Linked DNA regions of Homo sapiens: regions 2 and 3 are each linked to region 1. A link is a contact called in ENCODE Hi-C or POLR2A ChIA-PET data. All regions are on one chromosome and are shown on one strand. Each heading gives the region's core, a stretch centred on a gene start or an enhancer-like site at or near the end of the contact. The rest is flanking DNA. Distances are from core to core; before and after follow the strand shown. Region 1 holds the start of OMA1 (OMA1 zinc metallopeptidase). Region 2 holds the start of USP24 (ubiquitin specific peptidase 24). Region 3 holds the start of PATJ (PATJ crumbs cell polarity complex component).

Region 1 (4,066 bases), core at 1,046-3,545:
TTTTTTTGTGTGTAGAGCCCGAAGGCAGACAGAGGGGAATGTTCCATGGGAGGCCCAGAGGATGCATCATATTCTATGGCCATGGGGAATGCACTGGCGTGAGGGGCACTAGCATCACTAAGAAGTTCAGAGAAGGCTCTCCTCTGGAGGGAAGGGCTGACGGTAGGAGAGGCAATCACAGGGCTGGGCTTGATAATATCCATTGGGATAACAGGATCCTGAAGTAGTAGAAGCCAGGTGGTGGCTTTAACCATGAGGACACCAGAAGATGTAATTACTGTAACATCTGCCAAGGGCAGAGGAGCAGCCAAGGGGGCTTGATCCACAGGAGGTTGTGGAGGGCTTTAATAGCATAAGGTCTCCCTAGGGGAAAAACAGACGGGCAGCCAACAAGAGTGTTGCCTAACATCTACAACTGGAGGAAGACAAGAAGCTATTTATCCTATGCAGGGAGTAGTTGCTTAATAAAAGGCACTGCTCATTGCTCAAGTCTCAGACCTGAGCCTATCTTCACACTGAGACCACAGAATCTGTTGACTTAAGAGGTTGTTGGGTCCCTATAAAGAAGAATCCTGCAATACTGAAACAAATATTTACTGTAATTAATGATTACTCTTTGGTCTGTGTCCCACGGCCATTTTCTTGACTGATTTTATGTTGAGGAAAGAGGAATACCCAGACATTTCACAGGTGTTACCCAAAGTATGTAACACACATGGCTCCTCTCTAAGTGTGGGGGCTTATGGGGATCAGGTAATAAGCAGAGTCCTGGATAATGTCCAGCTTACAGTGGGTCCAGGAATACACTGACCCATCCAGTAGTCATTTTCTTAGTTCCTGAGTGCATAATTGGGAGTACATATTGGGCAGCTGGAGCAATCTCCACATTGGTAAGAAGCTCAGGGTCCTTGGTCTTGAGTTATCATGGTGGGGAAAGCCAATGGGAAGCCTCTGAAGCTGTCCTTCTTTCCAAGTGAAGATAATAAATCAAAACCGATATTTCATCTGAGGGGATAGTGAGATGATGGTGGAGATTAATGTCATAATTAAAGACCTGAAATATACAAGAGTGGTTGGTCATCCCTGCCATATCTCTACTTAACTTGCCAGTCTGGCCCCTTTGGAAATCAGGTGGACCCAGGATAATGACATAATGGCTCTGCGCAGTCCAAAAGGAGCTGGATCAACTGGAAATTCCAGAGAACATCACACCCATCTATTTCACCAATGACATTATGCTAACCAGGCAAGATGAGCAAGAGGTGGCTAGCATGCTGGAAACTTTGGTAAGACATGTGCACTCCAGAGTTTGGGAGATAAACCCTACGAAGACTGAAGGACCTCCTACTTCAGTTTTTAGGGGTCCAGTTGTCAGGGGTTTTCCAGGATATCCCTTTCAAAGTAAAAGGCAAATCATAAAATACACATAAGATAAACGAAACAGTAACTTACACATTTTCCAAAAGAGATACCTAAAATTGTTCATAGTGTTTATGTCCTTTGACATAGTGTTTATGTCCTTTGAGATGTTTTCATTGTGCACAGAGTGTAAACATAATAAACTAATATGAGACCTCACTACTCATCCATCACAATCCAGTGTTTATTTGTACTGGCTTATTTGTACACTTTTATTTATTTGTGTTTATTTGTACACTTTTTTTTAATCGCCTGTCTTTCCTCACTGTGATATAAAGTTCACGAAATTCAGGTCTGTCTTGTTCACTGCTACATCCTTGGCACTTAAAATGTAGTTGATGCTCAAGAAATATGTTTTGGTGAAATGAATGAAACATACTATACACATAATTTTGGAGCCAGCTACTTTAACCTCCAGACACTTAAGATTATACTTCATCTTTCTTAAAATGCGTCCCTCCAAAAATCATATGAAAGCACTGTTCCCATACTCCAAAGACTATTTCTATGAATGCAGATTCAGAACCAGGAAGCCTTCGTCTTTTGGCAGTCTTCGAGTCTCTTCCCTTTTGGCCGGTACTGCCGTAGAGACTACAACGGACACAGCCTTGCGTGGATCATTCTTTAGAGGACCCAACTCACCAAAGACGGGAGAAAGTTGTTCCTAGGCAAGCAGCCCAGCCCAGGGCCATGTCCCGCCTTAAGCCACACGGAGGCGCTAGAGCGCCACAGTCTCCGCGGGGCCCGGGGCAGCTGGGAGAACGACTCTGGGCGGCTGTATTGACTGCCGGGTGTGGGCGGAGCGAAGGGCGCCCCGGCCGGTATGGCGGGCAGGAAGTGCGGGTGCGCGCCTGCGCATAGGTCGGGTCTGCGGTGTCACCGCTTTCGCTTCTGCTTGAGTCAGTCCTCACGGTGACGCTTTTCCCCAGCTTTTCCGAGTAGGATCGTGCCCAGGGGAGGAGGCAGAGTGCGGCAGTGGGGAGGGGGCGGAGCGCAGAGCGCCTGCGGGGGCGCCCGGGCAAGGAGTGGGGATCCTTGGGGATGGGGGTACGGGAGGAGGCGTGGGTGGGCGATAAGGCTGCGTGGAGGGGAGGGGCGGGGGGCGCCGGGGCGGGAGACGGAGGGGATCTGTCCTGGGGGAGCCCGGTTCTCCCCTAGCCTTGCCCGGGGCACGCCGGTGACCCCGTGTGTCTGCCCCGTGGCAGTACTTTCGTGGGCCGCCTGCCCTCCCCCTCAGCCCGCCCTTATCCGCGGCTCCGCTTTCAGAGCAGGGTTTCTCACCCGCGGGGCTTCGGGCTCCTCACCCGGCACCTCTGCCAGAGGGGACCGCCTCCCGGCGCGTCGGGCATTCGTCTCTTTCACCCCTTCCCTCTTCAGGAGAAACTGAACACGTTTTCCAGCCTAAACTCGGCAGGGCAAACCAGAACATTCCCCGTCTAAGCAGTTCCGGGGAGTTTTAACAATTTCCTCGTAAACTCGTCTACAGAACTCACTGTATACTGTTTAAATGTCGCCTGTGTGTGGAGCAACAGTTTTATTGTGCCGTGCAATCCTCAACAAGAAATTGTAGTCCAGGGAGATGAAAATCCCTTATTTGGCATTCAGGCGTTGATCAAGGTCGTGCAACCCTCGCTAAAAGGATTTAGGTTCATCTCCGTCATTCTCAGCCGGGGTGAAGGGGTGTAGTCTGACATTTGGAAGCTTAAGAACCAAGTCTGCTGCCGTCCAATTCTTTTTTAAAGCCTTCCATCATGTGTGTACTTTGCTTGAATGATTATTTTAAAGTACATGTCCTATTTTTGCCAATCTGACAGCTGTTTCCATAGAAACTAGAGAAGAAATAGTCATTTTCAGCAAGAGTTGTTAAAACTGTCTTCCAGGCTTCAGCTGTGAGTGCCAGTGAGTGCTGCACTTGCTCATTCGGAGATGGTACTTAAAGAATTAAGGATCTGAAATGTTCGTAGAGGCTAACAATCCAAATTGTTTAATTTTCTCACATCATTAATTTTGTTATCCTAGAAGTCTGCCAGCTATGTTTGTTGACCTGCCACAGCTCTTTGAAGAGAATATGTCAGCCCTGATTTTTTTTTTTCTTATGTGCTCTGTAGTCTAGTGATTGGCTCCTTGAAAATGCATGAATAGATTTCTTCCCTCATTCTTTACCCTTTCTTCAGGATAAACCGGGTATTACAAAATATCAGGCACTGTTTCTATTCAAAACGACACTTGGTTGTCAGTGATAGAAATGATAATGGTTTTAATTATATATGCGTAGTGTTGGGGCTTTTGCTTATACCTTCTGTGTCAATAGGATTCTTTTAAAATTTTTACACAAGTCATGAGAAATGAGAAGGAGTTTGCTTGTCATGTGCAGAGCTAAGCAGTGTGAATAGATGTGCATAGACATAGAGATGAGAGCTTTCTTTTTCTGTGGGGTGTAAGTAAATCAGGGAGTTTGGAATTTAGGAATGGGTGAAGGAGGGTTGGGGAAGGTGCCTGGAGAAGTAGTAGGAGGGCCTGGTTCGCCATATGAAGGAGTTTGTGGAAGCCATGGAAAACCAACGAAAGTCCAGGCGTGGTGGCTCATGACTGTAATCCCAACACTTCGCAGTGCAGTATGATCAGTTGAGCCCAGGAGTTAAAAACC
Region 2 (4,066 bases), core at 974-3,473, 3.3 Mb after region 1:
CCTTGTAATTCATTTCTTAGTAATTAACTCTTCAAACACAGGGCAGAATTGAATGCCCTCACTTTGCCATCATCTAATTTTTGTCTGTGCGAAGAATAGTACCTGGCACCCAGTAAATAGAATCATTTTTATTCTATTTATTAAATTTATTAAATATATTATTTATTGAATAATTATTTATTTATTGAATAAATTTATTCAATTTGTTGAATAAATTCCTCAGCATGTACCTTATGACAGCCTGCTTACATCAGTTTAGATTGCTTTGTTCTTCATATGTCACAGATAAACATTTAAAACTTCATTGTGTACCTGGAAGTTGATACTTAATAAAAATTTTATTTCAATATGTACATTGTGACCCAAACCAATTATAGGCATTCCTTCTTGTCATTGTTGTTCAGAAGTGTGAGGTTTCCTTTTGTTACTTTTAATTAAAAAATTGAGACTTTATTTGCTTTGGATATGAGGCCTAGGCTTTATAATGTCGCCTTTAATGGAAACAACAAATACAGTAACTTCATTTAAAAGTAAACAATAGTGACAAATTCACCCTGTAAATCAAATTGCTGGTATTTATAAACACAGGTGGCAAGTTACTAGGTACGAAGGGTTCGTGGTCCAGGGGAAAATATGCCAGCAGAGTGCAGAGACAATGTCTAGGTACCGGCCCTAATTTAATATTTGGTGTATGTAAAGATCTTCGTGAGTGCTGGGCTGGCAACAGCAGGGGTTTGATGGGATGAAAAAGTAAGGTTAGCTGGATTTCAGGTTCAGGAAGAAACCAGGATGAGGACATTAGAAGATGAACTCAGCAAGTATGTAGGAATAGGCATAGGAGATGAACTCAGCAAGAATGAAGGGATATCCGAATCTTGGGAAAGGGTGGGAAAATAACCTAGAGAACTATGGATTGAAGGAAATTGAAGAGGAAAAATAGCAAGGACTTAGGCCCAGGACGGCTTTGAATGCGGCTCAGCACAAATTCGTAAACTTCTTAAAACATGATGAGATTTTTTAAAAGTTTCATCAGCTACCATTAGCGTTAGAATATTTTATATGTGGTCCAAGACAATTTTTCTCCTTCCAATGTAGCCCAGGGAAGCCAAAAGATTGGACACCCTTGGCTTAGATGGTGGAGTCAAGGGAACTAAAGATATGACCCCAGTGTGCCAATGCCAAAGGTGAGAAGAGAAAGCAAAGAAAGCAGGCCTTTAAAGAGGTAGAGGAATCCTCAAAGGTGGAAAGAAACAGGGATAGGATGCTGCCCAAGAGGCAGGGACAAAGAATCGGAGCCAAAGACTGCGGTAAAAATGTGGGAAGGTGATGTCCACGATGTTCGAACGAGTCCGTGGCCGAAGGAAGTAAGAGTCTGGGTTTCTGGAGGTTTTCATACAGAGAACTGGGATTTAGATTTCGGGCTGGAAAAATATATTTTGGACTCTCAGGGGCTTTCAGGGTAAGAGTTCGGTAGAGTTCAGTCAGCTTGGCGGAGACAGGTAGTCAGTTAATGTTGGAAGGAAAATTCGGACAGCTGGGAATTAATTTCAACGGGTTTAGGGTGATTTCGGCAAGGGCTGGCGGGGCTAGGGTCGAGTGTGAATTTCGTCTTGGGTGGTCCACGCGTCTGGTTTGGGCAGGAATTTCTGTGGGCAGCGAGGCGTATTCAGGCAGCGTTGCGGGTGAATCTGCGTGGGATGAGGGTGGATTTCCTTCAGGACTGCGGTGCATTTCAGGCCGGGGTGGAGGTGCCTCACAGCCGCGGCGCAGGGAATTCCCTCTAGGATGGGGGAGCGGGTCGGGCGGCGCCGGCCAGGGAGGGGAAGTCCAACGGGGGTTCGGAGAGGCTCGGGGGACTCGGACGGAGAGAAGCCGGGTCGCGGCTGCGGAGGCTCGGCCGGCCAAGGGATTTCCGCGACGTTCAGCGCTGCGAGCTGCGCGGCGCTGCGGCCCCTCCCGTCCCGGGGGAACCTGTTGCCGGCGAAACAGGCGGGCGGTGGCGACGATGGAGAAGCCTTCCTCGCCTCTGCCTGGCTGCACGGCAGCCCTTTCACCTTAGGCACGCTCCGCGGCGCGGCCCCTCCCTCCGCTCCTTCGTTTAAAACAAACAGAATACGCCGCCGCCAACCCTAGCCTGCCAACGGCGAGCACGGTCGCCTCCCGTGCCGCTTCCGGGAGCCGAGGCGCGGCCCCGCCGCCCGGGGAGGAGGAGGCGGAGGGGGAGGAGGCCAACATGGCGGCGCGCAGGGCTGGGCCGGGCCGCAGCCGCGCCTGAGCGCCTCACCGCACTAGCTCGGCTCGCAGGACCCAAGCCCGCACCCAGCCTGGCCCGGCTGCTGCGGAGCACCCGGGGCAGGAACGCAGGGGCCAACCTGGGCGCGGAGGCGGCGCGGAGGGTGCGCCGCGCGGCCCGCCAGGCCCGGGACCCGTAGCTTCGCCGTGCGCTGGCCGGGGCGGCCAGGAGGCCCAAGCCATGGAATCGGAGGAGGAGCAGCACATGACCACGCTGCTGTGCATGGGCTTCTCAGACCCCGCCACCATCCGCAAGGCCCTGCGCCTGGCCAAGAACGACATTAACGAGGCCGTGGCACTGCTCACCAACGAGCGGCCGGGCCTCGACTACGGCGGCTACGAGCCCATGGACAGCGGCGGTGGCCCCAGCCCCGGGCCCGGCGGGGGCCCGCGGGGCGACGGCGGAGGTGACGGCGGCGGCGGCGGCCCCTCCCGCGGCGGGAGCACCGGAGGCGGGGGCGGCTTCGACCCCCCGCCCGCCTACCACGAGGTGGTGGACGCGGAGGTGAGGAGGGGCAACCCCAGACCTCTGTGGGAAGCCACTGGGCTGGAGTTCCTGGGAGGGGACACACCCCGCTGGGCTTGGTGTGGGGAGAGAGGGCATTCGACTGGGGCTTTAGTGGGGGCGGGGCGGAGAGAGAGAGAGAAGCCCCAGGCTCCAGTTGGGAACCGAAGTCACTTGATTGGGGGTAAGTGGGGAGAGGGACCCATAGGAGAGGCGTGTGAAAGGGAATTAGGGATGCGCAGCGGAGCTGTGGGTTGGGGTGAGGAGGGGTCCCTTAGGCTTCCGGCTATGCACGCCGACGATGGGGAGGAGGCTCCAGGGCTATCATCCGAGATGGGAGGACAGACACTTGAGCATATAGTGGGAAGGATGCGTGCAGTAGGGGGTCGGAAATGGGGTACTAGTGCACTAGGCTAGGTCGGAGATTTTGTGGCACGAGGTTTCAGTGAAGGATTGGCGGAGGCACCAGGCTCAGAGTCAGAAAAAGCGGTGTGGGCCGGCCAGAGTAGTGGTCTTTGACAGGATCACAGGAAAACTGTTGGGGTTAGGAGTGAGGTTGGGGTTTTAGCCAAGGGTCGGAAAGGGGGGGCATTGAGTAGGATTTAAAATGAAGAGGGAAGGGGCCGCGGCCAGGAATGAGGACTTGAATAAAATCAGGTATGAGAGCAGTGGGGATTGCACTGAGAGGGCAGAGGTGGGAGGCCTGGGCAGGGGTGGGAGCTGAGGAGGGTCTAGGCAGGGATGGGGACTGGAATTGGAAGATAGAGCTGGCACCAGGTCTGGGTAAAGAGGGAGTACTGGTCATCGATAAGGTCAGAAATGAGAGAAAATTAGACCGGGGAAAGAGATGGTAGTCATACTGAGGGTGCTATGCAGAGGGGCGCGGAACAGGGTGGGAGCGCAGTGGGGGTGGAGGAGGAGTCTTGAGGCTAATGGCTTTGATCAGAGACCTCAAGTCTAGGTGGAGAAGACTATGCCTGTTTAGTTTGGGGTGTGAGCAAGGAACGTGGGGGAAGAAAACGGACTCTTCTATAATAAAGAAAAAAGATCGACCAGAAGCAGCAGTGCTTTTGAATAATTACTTTGCAGAAACATAGTAGCTCATGGCAGGAATTTTGGTCAGATTCGTTGGGTAGTTCATTTCAGGGGCCAGTAGAGCAGCTTGGCCTGACCACAGAAAAGCACAGATCTCAAATTATTGGGATTGCGTTATTAGGTAGAGATACGAATTTGGTTCGTTCTTAATGAAGAATTAAGCTTAGTGAAGCT
Region 3 (4,066 bases), core at 1,567-4,066, 3.2 Mb before region 1:
CTCAAAATAAATAAATAAATAAATATTTAAAAAAATTATCTGATCTCCCTTGTCTGATTGTAGGTCATAAGACCCCCATAAGAAGGGGTCCTGCCCATACCCTGGAGGAAGGAATGCTACAGAGAGAGGCCAAGAAAAATCTGAACAGATAGGCATTGCTGGGTTTCCCTACCCCATGCTTCAATTATGTCTACTCAATGAAGTCTCCATAAAAAGCCCAAGAAGATGGGGTAGGGAGAGCTTCTCAATATCTGAACACATGGAGGTTCCTGGAGGGTGGCATGCCCCTTCTCATACCTCACCCTGTGCATCTCTTCCTCTTGTATCCTCTGTAATATTCTTAATAATAAACTAGTAATAAACCTAAATAAGTGTTTTCTTGAGTTCCGTGAGCTGCTCTAGCAAGTTAACCAACCCAGAGGAGGGAGTTATGGGATTCCCAATTTATAGGTGGTTAGTCAGAAGCCGGGGTAAAACAATCTAGGACTTGTGATTGGCATCAGAAGTGAGGGCAGTCTTATGGGATCTGACACTATCCCCAGGTAAATAGTTTCAGAATCGAACTGTTAGATGCTCAGCTATTGCTTGATGCAGAACTGATGGGCCCACACATTTATTTGGTCACAGAAGTCCTCAGTGTTGACTGTAGTGGTGTGAGAGCAGAGGAAAAAGTTTGTGTTTTTTCTCTTACTCCTAATAGGATCTGGACTAGTAAGGGCAAATCTCTTCAGAACTCATTTTATAAGTTCTATCCATAAGTATTTCCATATTTATTAACTTTGTTATTATCTTTGTGAAAGTTGCAGATACCAGGTCAAAATCACTTTTTGTCAAACCCAAACAAACTAGAGAGCCTGAGGGAGAAAGCTCATGCTTGCAAGTCTGAGATAAAGATCGGTCTCAAGAAGGAACTAAAATAACCACCCAAGAAATTCTTTCTTTAGGAATGCAGTAATTCAGATAAGATAAGATAAGATAATCTTTTTTCCTTTTTTTTTTTTTTTTTTTTTTGAGACAGGGTTCTTGCTCTGTCACCCAGGCTGGAGTGTAGTGGTGCAAACACCACTCACCACAGCCTCCATCTCCTGGGCTCAAGCAATTCCCCTGCCTCAACCTCCCGACACACCTGACTATTTAAAAAGCTTTTTCTGTAAAGACAGCCATGTTGCTCAGGCTGGTCTCCAACTCTTGGCCTCAAGCGATCCTCCTGCCTAAGCCTCCTAAGTAGCTGAGATAACAGGCATGAGGCAGGTTGCCAGGCCTGATAAGATGCTCTCCATAACACCTGCCCAGTAATGGCATCTTCAACAATGGCCAACTCTGGCTTTCAGTCTGCAAAACCAATAAACTCTGTTTTCACGCAGCTTATCTGCACTTACTTTGCCAATAAAAGTTTCCTTTTACCCTCCCCTCTTCCATGCATATATGGCTTGCCAGGCCTGTGCACCTCGGGCTATAACGCTCATTTCTCATTCCCAAATAAATTCAACACATTTGGAGTGTTTTGTTGTTGTTGTTATTGTTAACATCTTAAAGGCCATTAGGGGCCCTAAAAACATCAAAGCTCACTTTAGCTAAAAGGCTCAATCTCACCTAACATTTTCTAATGCTGCAAACAGATTTAAGTTTTTAACCGCTGCCCCTGCCTCCACTCCTTTCAAATAGATGTGTGCAAATTAATTTGCAGCCAATAGGAATTTAGCCCAGAATGTGGTAGTATCATCCTCAGTGGAACCGACATTGTCCTTCTGGGTTTCCAAAGGCTTCTGCCTTCCTTTAAGAAACACTTGTCGCGCACCTACCAATAGCCAGACCCTAAATGCAGTCGAAAAATAAGGCCCTGAAAGGGGCACCCTCTAAATGGCAGAGGCAAGCCAGTAAACAACCAACTGGAATTCAAAGTGACAAGAGCCACTTGGAAATATGACAAAGTGCCAAGTGAAGGGGTGTTCACTTAATTCGGCCTGCGTGCGGGACGGCTGGGGCGCTTTGGAGAGTGGGAGTGATCTGAAAATGCTTTCCTGAGCTTGATTTAAAAGCAGGAGTCCAGGAATTTCCCCTAAGGCTGGAAGCACTTTCCGACAGAACCTCCCCATCTACGCAGCAAGGCTGGCAGAGCCCAGGGCCTGACCGCTGGCTTGGGAACCTCCGCTACGGGATGACCAGGCGCCGCGACGCGGCCGGGCCCAAGTCGCCCCCTCAGCCCGGCTCTGAGCACCCCCTCCTCTTTGTCCCCTCACCCCGTTCCCTCCTTCCACGGCCACCGATGGAGGGAAAGACTCCGCCCAGCTCTGGGAGCGAAACAGGGGCACCGATCTGGGCGCAAAATAGGATCCGTGCCACCCCCGAATACCAGTGGGCCGAGATTCGAGGCCCGAAAGGCCTGGGGAGGCGGGGCGGCGCCCCTCCCTGCCCGCGGCCTCGGCGAGCCCTGCGCGGCGGGGCGGGGACCACCGTGGGGTCACCCGGGCCCGACGCAGGAGGACGGCGCCCCCGCCCCGCCTCCCGGGTCAGCGCGGACGCACGCCGCGGGCGCCCCATCCTCGCCGCGGCCCCTCTGAGCGCCCGGCGGCGCCCTCCACCTCCGGCTCCCACCCACTCCAGGCGGGCGGGCGGGGAGAGCGCGGGGGCAGGGCAGGCAGGCCCGGGAAGCCCCGAGGGAGCTGCCCCCGGCCGGCCTCCAGGCGCGGGGACACCCAGGGGCGAGCGCGCACTGCACAGCCGGGACCTCACGCTTTACCTGGTGCGCTGGAGGAGCAGGTGGGAGCCCGGGTCGGGCGGGCTCGGTGTCGGCCCTGCCTCACCTGGGCGGAAGTGAGAGGCCCAGGGTGACCGCGCCTCACCTGGCAGGCCCTCCCCTCGCCCCGACTCTCCCCGCCCGGGGCGGGGCACCGGGGTGGCGCAGGGGGCGGGGGAGGGAGCCCGGGGCCGCGGGAGGCGGGCTCCAAGGAGGGAGGACGGTTGCCCTGGCTGTTTACGTGCAGGTGAATTCCTACCGGGCGCGGGATGGCCAAGGGCCTGGGAAAAGTGGGCTGTGGGGGCGGGGTGGCGGATCAGACCGCGCGTGGTGGGGACAGCCGCCACTGACGGGGAGGGAGATCCGGACAGACCGGTGTGGTTGGAGGCCTGCGTGTAGAGCGAGACCCAAGATCAAGGAAATTGAGGAGGATATCGATGAAAGCGTTGGGTCAATCCGCTTAACACTTTGTCTTTTTGCCCCTTTCCTTTCCTGTTCTCTCATCCCTCCTTTGTTTTCTCTATTCGCTGACGCAAAATAAAATATTCTAAAACGTGTAAATGTGGGAGTCATTATTTTCTTCTCATTTAGTGGAAGAAAGAAATCCAGCAGTATTTGCCTGCTGTATGCTAGGTGCTAGCTTATGCAATGTCTCATTTACTCTCTGAAGAAACTAATGAGGAAACCGTGCACCCTGTAGGTTGACTGGCCCAAAGTTTGGAACACAGGCAAGGCATTTTGACTCTAACTACAGTGATGATTTCACTATACGTTAATTTTCTTTTATTTGTGATGTCACACCTTCGAGAAAAATATGTCCCGATAGCCTTCTTCCACTCCCTTTAATAACTTTAGGCTTTTGATGATAGGGGTTTTACTTTGCCTGATACAGTCCACACATTAACGATAAAGAGAATCAATCTTCAGGTATCTTATTCATAGAGTACATACAGTAATTGTTAAACACTGTGATTGATTGTGGGAAGATGTGTAAAATGGTATCCCTGTCCCCAGGAAGATGAGGAATAGATACAAAACAACTACAACATAAAGACTTTCAGGCGGGGCGCGGTGGCTCACGCTTGTAATCCCAGTACTTTGGAAGGCCGAGGCGGGTGGATCACCCGAGGTCAGGAGTTCGAGACCAGCCTGACCAATATGATGAAACCCCGTCTCTACTACAAATACAAAAATTAGCCGGGTGTGGTGGATGCGTAGTCCCCTCTACGCAGGAGGCTGAGGCAGGAGAATCACTTGAACCCAGGAGGCAGAGGTTGCAGTGAGCCAAGATCCTGCCACTGCACTCCAGCCTGGGTGACAGAGAGAGAC

Evidence for each region. Hi-C counts contacts between places; a loop is a spot of excess contacts on that map. ChIA-PET counts read pairs that join two places held with the same protein, here RNA polymerase II (POLR2A). Pooled maps may share reads with other maps.
Region 2: a loop to region 1 is called in a map of naive thymus-derived CD4-positive, alpha-beta T cell, with 12 times the contacts of the local background. The contact joins the promoter of USP24 here to the promoter of OMA1 in region 1. A Hi-C loop is called at or near these places in 2 of 168 maps with a recorded cell type or tissue (CD4-positive, alpha-beta memory T cell and naive thymus-derived CD4-positive, alpha-beta T cell) and 7 of 50 pooled maps. POLR2A ChIA-PET finds 5 or more read pairs at or near these places in 1 of 52 experiments (GM12878).
Region 3: a pooled map shows a loop between it and region 1 (4-fold over the local background). The contact joins the promoter of PATJ here to the promoter of OMA1 in region 1. A Hi-C loop is called at or near these places in 5 of 50 pooled maps.

The regions. Positions count from the first base shown.
Region 1 is chr1:58,544,955-58,549,020 of GRCh38, reverse strand. It overlaps OMA1 (OMA1 zinc metallopeptidase), which reads left to right and starts at 2,295. Exons shown (of 9, transcript NM_145243.5): 1 at 2,295-2,318. It also overlaps a transcript of DAB1 not described here. RefSeq lists enhancers at 1,857-2,046, 2,260-2,886 and silencers at 2,447-2,546, 2,557-2,646.
Region 2 is chr1:55,213,521-55,217,586 of GRCh38, reverse strand. It overlaps USP24 (ubiquitin specific peptidase 24), which reads left to right and starts at 2,223. Exons shown (of 68, transcript NM_015306.3): 1 at 2,223-2,797. The coding sequence starts at 2,474. It overlaps LOC100507634 (a long non-coding RNA gene), which reads right to left and starts at 2,179. Exons shown (of 1, transcript NR_038320.1): 1 at 132-2,179. RefSeq lists silencers at 2,046-2,555, 2,626-2,815 and an enhancer at 3,276-3,335.
Region 3 is chr1:61,741,230-61,745,295 of GRCh38, reverse strand. PATJ (PATJ crumbs cell polarity complex component) reads right to left here and starts at 2,816. Exons shown (of 44, transcript NM_001350145.3): 1 at 2,741-2,816. It overlaps PATJ-DT (PATJ divergent transcript), which reads left to right and starts at 2,512. Exons shown (of 1, transcript NR_185910.1): 1 at 2,512-3,298. RefSeq lists a silencer at 2,355-3,064.